Linked DNA regions of Homo sapiens: region 2 is linked to region 1. Evidence: read pairs that join two places in POLR2A ChIA-PET (ENCODE). Cell type or tissue: Caco-2. All regions are shown on one strand.

What was found. ChIA-PET counts read pairs that join two places held together with the same protein. Peaks named below come from ENCODE experiments on the same cell type or tissue, not always from the same donor. Only the 100,000 strongest peaks of a DNase experiment are listed, where the experiment ranks them.
Region 2: POLR2A ChIA-PET joins it to region 1 with 7 read pairs; 4 of 35 experiments call an interaction of 5 or more read pairs at or near these places.

The regions. Positions count from the first base shown.
Region 1 is chr19:16,091,751-16,096,750 of GRCh38, forward strand. It overlaps TPM4 (tropomyosin 4), which reads left to right. Exons shown (of 8, transcript NM_003290.3): 6 at 1,786-1,848; 7 at 1,934-2,003. Among named protein-coding and RNA genes, the nearest start is that of RAB8A, 18 kb to the right of the region's middle. RefSeq lists an enhancer at 2,229-3,102. In Caco-2, no CTCF peak of the experiment used is centred here; DNase peaks (open chromatin) are centred at 2,061, 2,743, 3,212 and 3,528.
Region 2 is chr19:15,826,547-15,831,546 of GRCh38, forward strand. LOC124900418 (collagen alpha-1(I) chain-like) reads left to right here and starts at 2,401. Exons shown (of 3, transcript XM_047439793.1): 1 at 2,401-2,792; 2 at 4,709-4,810. It overlaps UCA1 (urothelial cancer associated 1), which reads left to right and starts at 2,401. Exons shown (of 3, transcript NR_015379.3): 1 at 2,401-2,792; 2 at 4,709-4,810. RefSeq lists an enhancer at 1,645-2,844. In Caco-2, no CTCF peak of the experiment used is centred here; DNase peaks (open chromatin) are centred at 1,691, 2,345 and 3,027; H3K4me3 peaks cover 1,435 bases.

The DNA of each region.
Region 1 (5,000 bases):
AGGCTTCAGTCATGACTTGATCACTTAATAGCCATGTGACCCTAGGCAAAATAATAACTTCACCTTTCTGTGACCCTTTCCTCCCCTATAAAATGGGATTACAGATACCAGGCTGTGATGCCATTAACTATGTCTGGCCCATGGTAAGCAGCTAATAAGTGTTAGTTATTATTGGGAGGCCGAGGCAGGCGGATCACCTGAGGTCAGGAGTTCGAGAGCAGCCTGGCTGGCCATCGTAGCGAAACCCCATCTCTGCTAAAAATAACAAAAATTAGCTGGGCATGGTGGTGGGCGCCTGTAGGCCCAGCTACTTGGGAGGCTGAGTCAGGGGAATTGCTTCAGCCTGGGAGGCAGAAGTTGCAAGTCACAGTGAGCCGAGATCGTACCACTGCACTCCAGCCTGGGTGACAGAGCAAGATTCTGTCTGAAAAAAAAAAAAAAGAAAAGAAAAGTATAATTTCTGATGGGTCATCATGGGGAGGGGAACATTCCATGCTAAGGGGTGCATTCATGGACAGGGACTGGGACTCAGGAGTCCACAGATTATGATCAGGGAGTGCCTGTCACCCTGGGGAAGGTGGTGGAGAATGGGGTTGGAAATACAGAGGGGGCCTTGAGTAACAGATTCCCAGTTATCTCCCTTTCTTCGCCATACTTTTTATCTCAAGTTCTCAGTTTAGGCCTTCTGATCAATACCATCCTACAGGACTCTCCCCAACATCCTCCACATTTCACACATATTTCTTCTGCTGGGGAAAGGTGCCTGCCTCTACTCTGCCTACTTTTTTTTTTTTTTCTTTTTGAGATGGAGTCTCACTCCATCGCCCCAGGCTGGAGTGCGGTGGCGCCATCTGGCCTCACTACAGCCTCCACCTCCTGGGTTTAAGCAATTCTCATGCCTTAGCCTCCTGAGTAGCTGAGATTACAGGCACCCACCACCACACCTGGCTAATTTTTGTATTTTTAGTAAAGACAGCGTTTCGCCATGTTGGCCAGGCTGGTCTCGAACTCCTGACCTCAAGCGATCCACCCGCCTTGGCCTCCCAGAGTACTGGGATTACAGGCGTGAGCCACCGTGCCTGGCCTGCTTACTTCTTTTTATGCTTCTTCCTCCTTTTTTTTGAGATGGGGTCCTGCCCTGTTGCCCAGGCTAGAGTGTAGTGGTCCAATCAGAGCTCTCTGCAGCCTTGAATTCCAGGGTTCAAGCCATCTTCCCTCCTCAGCGTCCCCATTAGCTGGGACTACAGGTGCTCACCACCATGACTGGCTAATTTTTAAATTCTTTGTAGAGACGGGGTCTCACTATGTGACCCAGGTTGGTCTCAAATTCCTGGGCTCAAGTAATTCTCCCACCATGGTCCCCCAAAACACTGGAATCACAGGTGAGAGCCACCACACCCAGCCCTCCTTTTCTTTCTTTCTGTTTTTTTTTTGTTTTTGTTGTTGTTGTTGTTTGTTTTTTTGAGATGGAGTCTTACTCTGTCACCCAGGCTGGAGTGCAGTGGCGTGATCTCGGCTCACTGCAACCTCCACCTCCCAGGTTCGAGTGAGTCTTCTGCCTCATCCTCCCCAGTAGCTGGGACTACAGCTGCATGCCACCAAGCCTGGCTAATTTTTGTATTTTTAGTAGAGACGGGGTTTCACCATGTTGGCCAGGCTGGTCTCGAACTCCTGACCTTGTGATCCACCAGCCTCAGGCTCCCAAAGTGCCAGGATTCCAGGCATGAGCCACCATGCCTGGCTGGGCCTCCTTTTCTTAAAGCAGTGTTTTGGTTTCTCCCACAGTATTCTGAAAAGGAGGACAAATATGAAGAAGAAATTAAACTTCTGTCTGACAAACTGAAAGAGGTGAGTGTGGTGGCACCCAGCGAGCTCTGGTTTCTCCTGGGGCTGGTCTTGAAGCCATGATAGTAACTCCTTTCTTCTTATCTAGGCTGAGACCCGTGCTGAATTTGCAGAGAGAACGGTTGCAAAACTGGAAAAGACAATTGATGACCTGGAAGGTATGAGGTTACCATCTAAATGTTTGCCTTGCCCTGCCTTCCCCTCTGGGACACATCCACGGACAGTTGGGGAATGTTTGTGGAGGGGCTGGGTTGGGCTTTGTTTGCCTTAGGAAAGTAAAGCGCATAGTGATGTCATATCTGGATGTCCTGGAACACTGGAATAGGATAATGCAAAGCATTCAGGCTTGAATGGCCCTTTTTTTTTTTTTTTTTTTTTTCTATGAGACGGAGTCTGGCTCTGTCTCCCAGGCTGGATGGAGTGCAGTGGCGCCATCTCGGCTCACTGCAACCTGCGCCTCCCGGGTTCAAGTGATTCTCCTGCCTCAGCCTCCCAGGTAGCTGGGACTACAGGCGTGTGCCGCCACACCTGGCTAATTGAATTGCCACTTTCAGGAGGTAAAATATCTCTGCTTAGTTAGTCCCATGAGCAAGTATAGAGAAAAGAGTATGGCTCTCTCTGATTAAAAAAATATTAATAATAAATTAAAAATCTCAGGCCAGGCGCAGTGGCTCAAGCCTGTAATCCTAGCACTTTGGGAGGCCGAGGCGGGCGGATCACTTGAAATCAGGAGTTTGAGACTAACCTGGCCAACATGGTGAAACCCCGTCTCTACCAAAAATAGAAAAAATTAGCCAGGCGTGGTGGTGCACGCCTGTAATCCTAGCTACTGGGGAGGCTGAGGCAGGGAGAATCCCTTGAACCTGGGAGGCGGAGGTTGCAGTAAGCCAAGATCACGCCACAGCTCTCCAGCCTGGGTGACAGAGCCAGACTCCGTCTCAAAAAAAAAAAAACTTCACAATTTCCTTCTGTTTGCTCATTTCTGATAGATGCCTTGCATTTTTTTTTTACATGCCTTGCATTTTTGCAGAAGCTCTGTCCCAGGGAGCTCAAAGCTTATCATAGTATTTAAAAAAAAAAACAGAAATACAGAAAGTGTAGGGACTGCAATAAAGACTAGTCTGCAAGTCTGGGGCCCACTTCTCCCAGAATTTTTTCAAGAGTTCCAGTGTTTAACATTCGGCCTCAGAAATTCCAGAATCTTGGGGTTCAAATGGAATCTTCCAAACTGCCCATCCCACCCAGAAAGGACACATTCTTCAGACCATATCTTCCAATGTTTTTTTGGGGAAGTGAGGTTCCCATATAAGGGAAAATGCCCCATTCCAAAATACGACCTTTGGACAGGGTGACGTCATTGGAAATCCGAAATAAACTGAGGGGTGGGGACCAGTGGGGGGAAGCTCTGTCACTTCTGGTTACCACTGTTTTGAAGCTTCATTGTGGCTAATCCCCCTGCAGAACCTCAAACCACTTAGAGATCAACTCCATAGATCTTTGGTTTTCTTCATCTGTTTCACATGGAACACAGCTTTCTCCTAGTCTGTGCTTTGTTTGCTCACGTGTTTTTTTCTTCCTCTTGTGGTTCATCTGTGGCACTCCATTCCGACCCTTGCCTTCTGTCCCCTGTACTTCTGAACTGTCTCCCTGGGGACCTCCGCCCTCTAGATGAGTTATACGCTCAGAAGCTCAAGTACAAAGCTATCAGCGAGGAACTGGACCACGCTCTCAACGACATGACCTCTCTCTGAGAGGCAGCCAGGTCGCTGCCCTCTGTCCTTCTCACATGGTGCCTCCTACGCCCCTGTGGGCTTCTAGGAGCTCCGGTGGCCTGCCTTCTGGTTTGAACGTCAGAGCCTTCTTCTGATGTGTCTGTGACTCTACAACCGAAATAAAGACGGGCAGTCCTCCTCTTCATGCCCCCTCATTCTCATTTTCTCCACTTGCTGCCTTTGAGCTGTAGCTGTGTGCCCTTAACCATAGCCTGAAACACAAAGTGGGTGGTTAGCCTCTCTCACTCACAAATGAAAAGCTTATTACAAAAAGAAAATTATGCCTACAGGATGCTTTTCTGAAGACGTGAAAACAAAAGCAAACTGGGCATGTGCTCTCAGATACCGCTGTTAGCTAACGGCATCTGCATGCCAATAATTTTTTTTTGTTTTTTTGTTTTGAGACAGGGTCTTGCTTTGTCACCCAGGCTGGAGTGCAGTGACACCATCATAGTTCACTGCAACCTCCACCTACAAGGCTCAAGCTATCCTCCCACCTCGACCTCCCAAGTAGCTGGAACTACAGGTGTGCACCACCACACAAGGCTAATTTTTGTACTTTTTTTTTTTTTTTTTGAGGCGGAGTCTCACTATGTCGCCCAGGCTGGAGTGCAGTGGTGCAATCTCGGCTCACTGCAACCTCCGCCTCCCGGGTTCAAGCAATTCTCCTGCCTCAGCCTCCCAAGTAGCTGAGATTACAGGCATACACCACCACACCTGGCTAATTTTTCTTTTGGATTTTTAGTAGAGACAGGGTTTCACCATGTTGGTCAGGCTGGTCTCAAACTCCTGACCTTGTGATCCGCCTGCCTTGGCCTCCCAAAGTGCAGGGATTACAGGCTTGAGCCATCACGCCTGGCCATTTTTGTACTTTTTGTAGAAGCGGGAGGGTTTCACTATGTTGCCCAGGCTGGTCTTGAACTGCTGGGCTCAGGCAGTCTGCCCACCTCACCCTCCCAGGGTGCTGCAATTACAGGCATGAGCCACCGCGCCCATCCCCAATGGTTTTTCCTTAAATAGAAATTGTTGTGAATGGAGGCTCATCCTTGTAAACCGCTTAGGCAGCTTAAGAGTCAACAGGGATTTGGAAAAACCAGCAAGCCTGTGTCAAAAATGAGGCTCCCCTTGAATGGGGCTTGAGCTACAGATTCAAACAGCGGCAGTGACATTTTGATCTCCATTTCCTCCTTTTCTTGTGTCTTTTCTCTGTGTTACACTGTGAGTGTGGTGACTGGGGCTTCCCGTGGCTTTACTCTTCACTGTTCATCCAGCTCCCAGTCCTGGGAGGAAGTTCACCTCCACGCCCTGCCCTTAGAAAACTGACTGTACAAGGAGTGAACGGGCCTCCATGAACAGGGAAAGTGCTGTGACGTCAGAAGACGT
Region 2 (5,000 bases), 270 kb before region 1:
TCTTGCTCTATCGCCCAGGCTGGAGGCAGTGACGTCGTGATCTCAGGTCACTCCAACCTCTGCCCGCCCTGGGATTCAAGCAATTCTCCTGCCTCAGCCTCCTGAGTAGCTGGGATTACAGGTTTCTGCCACCACGCCCAGCTAATTTTTGTATTTTTAGTAGAGACAGAGTTTTGCCATGTTACTCAGGCTGGTCTTGAACTCCTGACTTCAAGTGATCTACCCGTCTTGGCCTCCCAAAGAGCTGGGATTACAGGCGTGAGCCACCACGCCCAGCTGAGATGCTTTTTCAAGAGTCGCCTTAACATGAAGTCACTGTGTGAGGGTTTCGGCTCTCGAGTCAAGATAATTCACTTACTTTTAAAAGAAAATACTCAGCGTTTGAAGAAACCAACAAAATCCCTCAAACTCAGTGTCCATATAGATAGGCAGGGAAGACAAATTGTAAGGCGCTTGTATTTTATATAGCTCAACAAGAGAAGCACAAGTATCTATCCCTTTCAGACAACAAAGATGTGCCATTTAATTATTATTTCCATGACAATACACAGTTGAATAAATCATTATATTTGAATGCTTCTTGGTGTTGCCAAGTCCTGACCCACAGGGTTTTGTATTAATCTCTGAAGTCCAGGTACCAGGAAAGAGAAGAGTTATTCACCGTCACAAGTTCTCACTCTGGAAAGGAGAAAAATGGATGTTTTAATGAATCTTTGTAATTTACCAATTTAACTATGACACTTTATTGTGGAAATGTATTCATTTCGCTGCAGCCATAATGGAAGAGTGATTTTCCTTACTTTGCTGAGATTCTCAGCCCCAGTAGCCTTCTCAAGGCTAAGCCCTGGAATTCCATTTGAAATCACCCAAAAGAAAAGAACAAATATGAGAAATGTATCACACGCCATCTGGGTAAGACAAAATGTAAATTAAAAGCTTTATCGGATGATGGGTGGCTCATGCCTGTAATCCGAGCACTTTGGGAGGCCAGCCGGTGGATCATTTGAGGTCAGAAGTTCGAGACCAGCCTGGCAAACATGGTGAAACACCATCTCTACTAAAAATACAAAAATTAGCCAGGTGTGGTGGCAGGTGCCTGTAATCCCAGCTACTCCGGAGGCTGAGGCAGGAGAATCACTTGAACCTGGGAGGCGGAGGTTGCAGTGAGCCGAGATGGCACCACTGTACTCCAGGCTGGGCAACAGATCAAGACTCTGTCTCAAAAAAAAAAAAAATTAATGGATGAAATATAAGGCTAGACATTTCTTTTCTTTTTTCTTTTTTTTCTGAAATACACCTCTTTCTTGCCTCCTTGGATATATTCTATCTTGTCTATCAAACTCTACTAATAAAATCCATTTGATATTTAATTTTTTAAAAACTGAGGTTCAGGCTGGGTGCAGTGGCTCACACCTGTAATCCCAGCACTTTGGGAGTTTGAGGCAGGAAGATCGCTTGAGCCCGGGAGTTTGAGGTCAGCCTAGGCAATGTAGTGAGACCCTGACTCTATTATAAGTAAGTAAGTGAAAAAAAAATTTTCAAGGTGACAAACCCAGGGAGGGGTAGGGCAAACTGGAATACCGGCAAGTCTGACTCAAGTGTCAGATCAGGTCATCCTATATAACCTCAGACATGCCCCAAACCCTGTGCTGCTCACATATATACTCAGTGACCACCCTCCCAGAAGACACTGCATTGTGTGCGTTTCAGCTTTTTGCGTCACCTCAGTGAAGGTGGTTTTCCTGTCCTTAGCCATAGTTTTCTCCCTTCACTAGGCTAAGAGGATTCAAAGGACAGGGATCATTCCAGTCTTTTCCCTTCAATAGCAGCATCTGAGTGGCTGACCAGAGAGGTATTTCCAAGAAGTGAAAACTGGGCTTGGGGTGAGAAAAGCTAAATGTCCTAAGGGGTTTCCTTTTAGATGACGGAGGGAGATACCAGGGGACTCCTCCCTCCCGGGAGGTAGGGGGAGGGGGTGCACCCGGCGGCTCCCCTGAGAGGCCCCACAGGCACATCTCAGGCTGTCCTCTGGGAAGAAATGACCCAGGAGCTGATATTCATGACCCTCCAAGAGACCCGGCAGCTTGTGGGCATCTCAGATGAGCCCCAGGCAGTTCTGAAACCCAGGACCAGGAAAAGATAAGAGGGTGGGCTGAGGTCACATCACCCTGTAACGTTTCCAAAAGGGAACTGTCAGGCCTCTGAGCCGAAGCTCAGCCATTGTAACCCCTGTGACCTGCACATATATGTCCAGGTGGCCTACAGGAGCCAAGAAGTCTGGAGCAGCTGAAAAACAAGGAAGTGAAACAGCCAATTCCTGCCTTAACTAATTAACCCACCTTACGACATTCCACCATTATGACGTGTTCCTGCCCTGCCCCAACTGATCAATCGACCCTGTGACATTCTTCTGGACAATGAGTCCCATCATCTCTCCACCATGCACCTTGTGACTCCCTCCTCTGCTGACAACAGATAACCACCTTTAACTGTAACTTTCCACAGCCTACCCCAGCCCTATAAAGCTGCCCCTCTCCTATCTCCCTTCGCTGACTCTCTTTTCAGACTCAGCCCACTTGCACCCAAGTGAATTAACAGCCTTGTTGCTCACACAAAGCCTGTTTAGGTGGTCTTCTATACGGACATGCTTGACACTTGGTGCCAAAATCTGGGCCAGGGGGACTCCTTCGTGAGACCGGCCCCCTGTCCTGGCCCTCATTCCGTGAAGAGATCCACCTGCGACCTCGGGTCCTCAGACCAGCCCAAGGAACATCTCACCAATTTCAAATCGGGTAAGTGGTCTCTTCACTCTTTTCTCCAGCCTCTGTCGCTACCCTCCAATCTCCCTGTCCAGTCTTTTTCTTCTCTAGTAGAGACAAAGGAGACACATTTTATCCGTGGACCCAAAACTCTGGCGCTGGTCACAGACTCAGGAAGACAGTCTTCCCTTGGTGTCTAATCACTGCGGGGACGCCTGCCTAATTATTCACCCACATTCCACTGGTGTCTGATCACCTTGGGGATGCCTGCCTTGGTCATTCACCCACATTCCCATGGTGGCAAGTCATTTGCGGGGACGCCTGCTTTGGCTGCTCACCCCCGCCCTTCTCCGTGTCTCTACTTCTCTCTTTAAACTTACCTCCTTCACTTTGGGCAATCTTCCGCCCTCCATTCCTCCCTCTTCCCCCTTAGCCTGTGTACTTAAAAACTTCTCTTAAACTAACACCTGATATAAAACTCAAACGTCTTATTTTCTTCTGCAATACTGCTTGGCCGCAATATAAACTTGACAATGGTTCCAAGTGGCCAGAAAACGGCACTTTTGATTTCTCCATCCTACAAGACCTAGATCATTTTTGTCAAAAAATGGGCACATGGTCTGAGGTGCCTTGCGTCCAGGCATTTTTTACACTTCGCTCCCTCCCAAGCCTCTGCTCCCAATGTGACTCATCCCAAATTTTTCTTCTTTCTCTCCCGTCCGTTCCTTCAGTCTCTACCCCAACCTCAGAGTCCCCTGAATCCCCCTTTTCTGCAGACCCCTCTGACCTCTCTCCCCCTCCCCAGGCCACTCCTTGGCAGGCTGAATCAAGTCCCAATTCTTCCTCAGCCTCCGCTCCCCCATCTTATAATTCTTCTATCACCTCCCCTCCTCAAACTTGGTCAGGCTTAGTTTCATTCCATGACTAGCTCTCCCCCACCTGCCCAACAATTTCCTCATAGAGAGGTGGCTGGAGCTGAGGGCACAGTAAAGGTTCATATACCTTTTTCTCTATCAGACCTTTCCCAATCAGTCAGCGTCTGGGCTCTTTCTCATCAGACCCCACTAAATATACACAGGAATTCCAATATTTGACTCAGTCCTACACTTTAACCTGCAGTGACCTAAATGTCATCCTGACCTCTACCCTCTCCCCAGATGAGCAGGAAAGAGTTTATACCCTAGCCCAATCTCACGCTAACACCCGCCGGCATCATGAGCCAGACCTCCAAGAAGGCATCAGGGCAGTTCCCTGAGAGGATCCTTGATGGGAATACCAGACAGGCTCCCCAGGTATAGCTAGGCGAGATTACATGGTCTCTTGCCTAGCTGAAGGGCTGAAAAAGGCAGCATACAAAGCTGTTAATTATGACAAGCTTTAAGAAGCCACCCAAGGTAAAGATGAAAATCCAGCCCAGTTCATGGCCCGTTTGGTGGCTACCCTTAGAAACTTTACAGCCCTAGACCCTGAAGGGCCAGAAGGCCATCTTATTCTCAATATGCATTTTATCACTCAGTCAGCTCCTGACATTACAAAAAAAGCTTCAAAAATTGGAATCTGGCCCTCAAACCCCACAACAGGAATTAATCAATCTCGCCTTCAAGGTGTTCAACAATAGAGAAGAGGCAGCCAAGCAGCAACGTCTTTCAGAGCTGCAATTGCTTGCCTCTGCTGTAAGACAAACCCCAGCCATGCCTTCAGCACACAAAAACTTCAGAGCAACCAAACCACAGCCTCTAGGCACTCCTTTAAAACCATCTCATGGACCTTGCTTCAAGTGCCGCAAAACTGGCCACTGGGCCAAGGAATGCCTGCAGCCCGGGATTCCTCCTAAGCCTGTCCCACCTGTGCGGGACCCCACTGGAAATCGGACTGTCCAACTAATATCACAGCCCCTTCTAGGGTCCCTGGAGCTCTGGCTCAAAGCTCTCTGGCTGACTCCTTCCCAGATCTCCTCGGCTTAGTGGCTGAAGACTGATGCTGCCCGATCGCCTCAGAAGCCCCTTGGACCATCACAGATGCCGAGCTTCGGGTAACTCTTACGGTGGAGGGTAAGTCCATCCCCTTTTTAATCAATACGGGGGCTACCCACCCCACATTACCTTCTTTTCAAGGGCCTGTTTCCTTTGCCCCCGTAACTGCCGTGGGTATTGACGGCCAAGCTTCTAAACCCCTTAAAACTCCCCAACTCTGGTGCCAACTTGGACAACATTCTTTTATGCACTCCTTTTTAGTTAACCC